Linked DNA regions of Mus musculus: region 2 is linked to region 1. Evidence: chromatin contacts called from ENCODE Hi-C data. All regions are on one chromosome and are shown on one strand. Each heading gives the region's core, a stretch centred on a gene start or an enhancer-like site at or near the end of the contact. The rest is flanking DNA. Distances are from core to core; before and after follow the strand shown. Region 1 holds the start of Ftl1 (ferritin light polypeptide 1). Region 2 overlaps Slco3a1 (solute carrier organic anion transporter family, member 3a1).

The links. Hi-C counts contacts between places; a loop is a spot of excess contacts on that map.
Region 2: a loop to region 1 is called in a map of regulatory T cell, with 79 times the contacts of the local background. The contact joins the enhancer-like site here to the promoter of Ftl1 in region 1. A Hi-C loop is called at or near these places in 3 of 37 maps with a recorded cell type or tissue (T-helper 17 cell and regulatory T cell).

Annotation. Positions count from the first base shown.
Region 1 is chr7:45,458,376-45,461,176 of GRCm38, reverse strand. Ftl1 (ferritin light polypeptide 1) reads left to right here and starts at 1,291. Exons shown (of 4, transcript NM_010240.2): 1 at 1,291-1,647; 2 at 1,947-2,093; 3 at 2,517-2,642. The coding sequence starts at 1,546.
Region 2 is chr7:74,407,209-74,410,064 of GRCm38, reverse strand. All of the region lies in intron 2 of Slco3a1 (solute carrier organic anion transporter family, member 3a1), which reads left to right. Among named protein-coding and RNA genes, the nearest start is that of Slco3a1, 150 kb to the left of the region's middle. Within about 2 kb of position 1,329, at least 1 of the 3 ENCODE cell types and tissues checked has a DNase peak (open chromatin) inside an H3K27ac peak, as active enhancers do.

The DNA.
Region 1 (2,801 bases), core at 42-2,541:
ACCCCCAAATCAACAGACCACCGCAGACGTCAAGTCAGGAGAAAGATACGTGTAGGCTAGCCACTCCAGAGCCGTACAGCTGCCTGACCACACAGGGAAAACAGACCACAAGCCCCTTAGCCGGGGGACTTCTGGCTGTCAGCCCGGGTGTGGCCTGCCGCCCGCCCCACTGCCTAGCTGAGCTCAGCGTGACTCAGCAGAACTGGCCTTGCTACCCCTTCCACTAAGGGCCTCAGCAGCACATTCTTCCTGCTCCGCGTGGCTCCCTTGACCCATCTTACTGTTTCTTCCTTTAGCCCCTTTTCATGATTGGGCTCGTTTCCCTTTGCTCTCTTCCCAGGCTTCTGAGATTAGACCCTGGTATGAGCCCGTCCTGTCCTCAAAAGTCCAGTTGGGCCTTGCATGCCCCAACTGTTCTGCGTAAGACTGACTGTCTGTTTCTGGGTCCTGAGTTCTTGCTCTCCCTAACTCTCGGGCCTTTTGATTCCAAAAGAGCAACCTGCAAGGAGGCTTCTGGACCAAACTCCAGGAAGGAGCCCAGCAATTCTCCAAGCGCCATCATGCGTGTCTGTTTCTAGAAAGACAGGTTCACTGACACAGACCCAGACAGACAGGCTGACCAGAACTCCAAAGTCCTGTCTGGGCCTCCACATGTCACCTTCCAGAGCACCCGAGGGAGGTGCACACACGGTAACCCAAGGCTCTCTGCCCACTCCAAGCCCTCAAAGGGCTTCACGACCTCCTGGGTTACAGAAAACAGAAAAACAAGCAAACAATCTTAGTTCCTATGGTGAACCTAAAACCCTATACTTCTGGGCATCCCTTCCATTCCCTCAAGGAGATCTCTAGAATCTTTGGAATACCAGACTTCCTCATGACGTGACATATCCCTTCATTGTGTGCAATTGGACATATGGAGGTTCCCTTTGCATTTACAGACATTACCCCACACTCAGCCCATCCCCAGATCCATGTTCTCAGGCCCCAAAATTCTCTTTTGTGAGACACCCAGAAAAGGACCTCGAAGTCATCCCCTCCCCAGGGTCTCAGTGACCCGGAGCCCAGAACCCTGCGACCCCTCCAGGTTGCGCCTCCGGATCCGGACCACCGCCCCTCCCCCAAGCCTCCATTTCACAAGGCCTCGCGCTCCAGTCCCGTGACTTCATCTCATGGGACTGGGTGGGTGGGGAGCGAGGTTCCCCTCAGCTCCGGATTGGTCAAGTATACTTTTCCGTCTCCGCCTCACGCCACCGCCGATTGGTTAGTCTCGGGCCTGGGGCACCCCTCCCTCCGGAGGGTCAACATGCTATAAAAGGAGCGCTCCTTGCCCGGGACTTAGAGCAGCGCCTTGGAGGTCCCGTGGATCTGTGTCTTGCTTCAACAGTGTTTGAACGGAACAGACCCGGGGATTCCCACTGTACTCGCTTCCAGCCGCCTTTACAAGTCTCTCCAGTCGCAGCCTCCGGGACCATCTCCTCGCTGCCTTCAGCTCCTAGGACCAGTCTGCACCGTCTCTTCGCGGTTAGCTCCTACTCCGGATCAGCCATGACCTCTCAGATTCGTCAGAATTATTCCACCGAGGTGGAAGCTGCCGTGAACCGCCTGGTCAACTTGCACCTGCGGGCCTCCTACACCTACCTCTCTCTGGTGAGCAGCTCGGGGTTGCCTTCTGAACGGGGGGGGGGGGGGGGGGTCCATCACACCCACCCTCCTGCGCATGCGCGGGCCTTCTTTGTTCCATGCAGGGCAGAGACTGTGCTCCGACCTCTCCCTCTCCCTGCGCGCTGTGTACATAGTAGTTTTGTCTGACTGGAACTCGCTGGGCAGACCGGGCTGCCCTCGAAATCTCACACGTACTGCCTCTACCTCTTGAGTGTTGCGATTGAAGTTTACAGTGTGAGCCGAGCCACCGCGTTCCGTTAACTCGTATTTGTAACCTCCCGCAGGGCTTCTTTTTTGATCGGGATGACGTGGCTCTGGAGGGCGTAGGCCACTTCTTCCGCGAATTGGCCGAGGAGAAGCGCGAGGGCGCGGAGCGTCTCCTCGAGTTTCAGAACGATCGCGGGGGCCGTGCACTCTTCCAGGATGTGCAGGTAAGAAGCGGGGGTATTGGGCACTACCGAGCATGTGCGTTTACTTGCCATCCCCATAGTTTGGGCATCCGGATAGACGTCTTGGAAGGGAGTGGTGGCAGGACTAGTGTAGACAATAGGAGTATGTAGAGCAACTAAACCCACCAGGATGTCAGAAACTGGAAAATGGGGGTAATTACAGAATACAGATGAGGACTGCTGGGCTGGGGAGAGGCGGTGTCTCTCTAGCTAGCATGGAAATCACAATGTAGACCAGGTTGCCTCCTATCAAGAGATCCTCCTGTCTTCTCGCCCAGTCTCTCAGTGGTGGGATTAAAGACAGTATCCCATTATTTTTCCCCACTGTGCCCACTTTTCCTGTGCAGTCAGTTTTATATTGGCTGGGTGAAGGATGTAATCTAGGCTTGATATTCTTGTGTGCAGAAGCCATCTCAAGATGAATGGGGTAAAACCCAGGAGGCCATGGAAGCTGCCTTGGCCATGGAGAAGAACCTGAATCAGGCCCTCTTGGATCTGCATGCCCTGGGTTCTGCCCGCGCGGACCCTCATGTAAGTACCTTGCTAATCATTTCTTCCCTTCTCTGACAAAACCTAGACTGTTGTGTGTTGGCTTTCAGCTCCCAATAATTTAATCCTCCTGCCTCCCGAGTGCAGATTGCAGAAGCACCACACACAGTACTGAGGACACACCTACCTACCTACCTACCT
Region 2 (2,856 bases), core at 80-2,579, about 29 Mb before region 1:
CCTAGACTTTCAGGGTTTGTCAAAGACTCTCACAGATAAGAAGCAAATGAATCAAAAACCCCCCATATAGGTAGGGCATCCTGTATTCTAAGTGTTCTGTTTTATGGATCAGGACATTGGACCCAGATCAACCAGTGATAATTACAAGGAATCAATTGGTTGAAGGATATTTGAACATGTTTTCCAAGACCTTTTAAGTGTTAAAATCCACACCTATTTCTTCCTGCTTTTCTTCTCTCTGAAGTGTCCCTGCCCCCACCTCATTTCGCCCAACTCCATATCCCTGGCAACACCTGTCAACTGAAGTTTCCTAAGAAGTCCCAAACTAAGACTTAGGTAGTTAGCTGAGTGATTAAACTTGGTGATTCTAGAGAGGAAAAACATTGCAAGTCCAGAGCTAAAATTATCTTGTGCTATTTTTGGTCTCCTCAATAGTCACCGGTCCAACCAAACATCCTTCTATCAGGGAAAATCATTAGAGCATCCTAACTTAGCAAACCACAAACTTTCACCAACCCCCAAAGCTAAGAATATCATCAGATAACACCAGCCACCTACAGCAGGTCTGCCTGGTCACTGTGCACCAGTGTATTTGTCAAATACGTTGACTCCTTCACAACTCCCTAGTGTTCTAGGACTATAAAGTGTTCACATAGCCATTTCCTAGTGGATCATATCATGCCAGGCAACCTGAATTCCTGCTCCTCAGACATGGCCATTCATAGTTTTGGCTTAGAATAAATTCTCTTCTTCCCCTTAGGGGGAAAAAAAAAGCTGTGTTTCGCATCCATATTCCCGCTTTATTCTCCTTTTCCTTCCTACGCTGTAAGTGGAAAAGTAACAGGCCACTCTAGCCTGTGCAGGTAGGTGGGCATGCAGAATGAAAACCTGCAGGGAGATTAGACACCGAGAGCCTGATCAAAGGATGGAGCAGAATGGAGCTGCACCTGCTGGGGTTGGAGTACACTGGCTTAGCCAGAACCTCCACTCGATGCCGTGCACTGTTCTGAGAGGTAAAGACTGCGCTGTGAACAAAACAGACAATTTTCCTTCCCCTCTCAGATCTCAAAATCTTGGGGAAGGCAGGCAGTAGAGAATAATTCTACACAGAATGGGCGATAGCTGAATGGAAATAGAGGAGAGAAGGGCCATGCTGGGAGAGCTACCGACTTCCTACATGAGGGCGGGTCTCAGTTAGACTGACTTGCACAAGCTGTGCTCTGACCCGATGCCACCTGCTGACTAGACCAACGCAGACTTCCAGGGAGTGGGTGATTAGTCATGAAGTTCCTTGGCAGAGAGTATTCCTGGCAGGTCAGCGTGGTCCAGAGCTGACAGGAATGGCAGCCTGCTTTGCTGGAGAACAGGAAAAGACCCACACTGAGAAACAGAGGCAGGGAGGGAGGGAGAAGCAAGCCACACAGAGCTTTATTGACTGGGTAATCTCAGCTTCATACAGAAGGAGCTGGGAGGGAGCCAGGTGCGAAGTGAAGGGATGACTCTGATCTGAGACTGCCCTGTCCCTGAAGAGAGGGGGTTGGGGGATGGGTGGGTGGGATCCATTCATGAGCCCGCAGGAGCTATCCTGAGGGCCTGGAGCAGAGGATATACAGATGTATCCCAGAGGGAAGAGCCCTCTTCTTTCTCTCTCTTTTTTTTTAAATTCTTTATTTTTATTAGATATTTTCTTTATATACATTTCAAATGCTACCCCCCTTCCTGGTTTCCCCTCCTAAAACCCCCTATCTCCTCCCCCCTCCCCCTGCTCACCAACCCACCCACTCCTGCTTCCTGGCCCTGGCATTCCCCTATACTGGGGCATAGCACCTTCACAGGATCAAAGGCCTCTCCTCTCATTGATGACCAACTAGGCAATCCTCTGCTACATATGCAGCTAGAGCCATGAGTCCCACCATGTGTTTTCTTTGGTTGGTGATTTATTCCCTGGAAGCTCTGGGGGTACTGCTTGGGTACTGGTCTTGGGTCCTTTCTCTAGCTCCTTCACTGGGGACCTTGTGCTCTGTCCAATGGATAGCTGTGAGCATCCACTACTGTATTTGGCAGACACTGGTAGAGACTCTCAGGAGACAGCTATATCAGGCTCCTGTCAGCAAGCTCTTAGTTCTCTTGTATTCTAAAAGAGATTAGGAAGCAGGAATTGGTAAAGAAAAATGGATTTATTTGTAGTTTGGCCAAACTGGTTCCCCACTGTGCCCATAACAGCCTTAAAATTTAATGCAGACCATTGGACTAATGTCAGAAATGTATAGATTTGTTAGTATTCCCCTGTAGGCTGCCCCTGTTCCCATCATAGAGGATACAAGGGAGACTTTAGAATTCAGAAGAACTTCTCCATCCTTCCTGGATTCCAGTTCCTCTGTGCTTGGACTCCAGCCCATTCTCTGTCAGCATGCAATCATCCACTCAGGTGTGTTCTGGTTTATTCAATGTGGTAAATGGAGAGAGACCAAGCATCCAAGTCTGCCTAAGGAACTGTTAGGAAGGGCTGGCAATGACTAGTCATAGAACACAAGCTTGTCTGGTCAAGCTTCTCTCTCCCTCCCTCCTTCCCTTTGGTGACCCATCCCTTTCTTCCTTTCCCTACTTCCTTCTCTCCATTCTCTCCTCTTTCTTCTTCCCTCCCCTCTTTCTCCCTTCATTCTTCTCTCTCTTTCTCACCCAACCCTGCTTGTGTATCTGTGTGTGTGTCTATGTGTGTGTGTTTGTGTGTGTGTGTTTGTGTGTGTCTGTGTGCTCATGTGCCAGAGGTCAATCTTACATGTTGTTCCTCGTGAACAACCATCAGAGGAGACAAGCTACCCTACTCATGTGGAACTCATGATTATCTAGGTTATG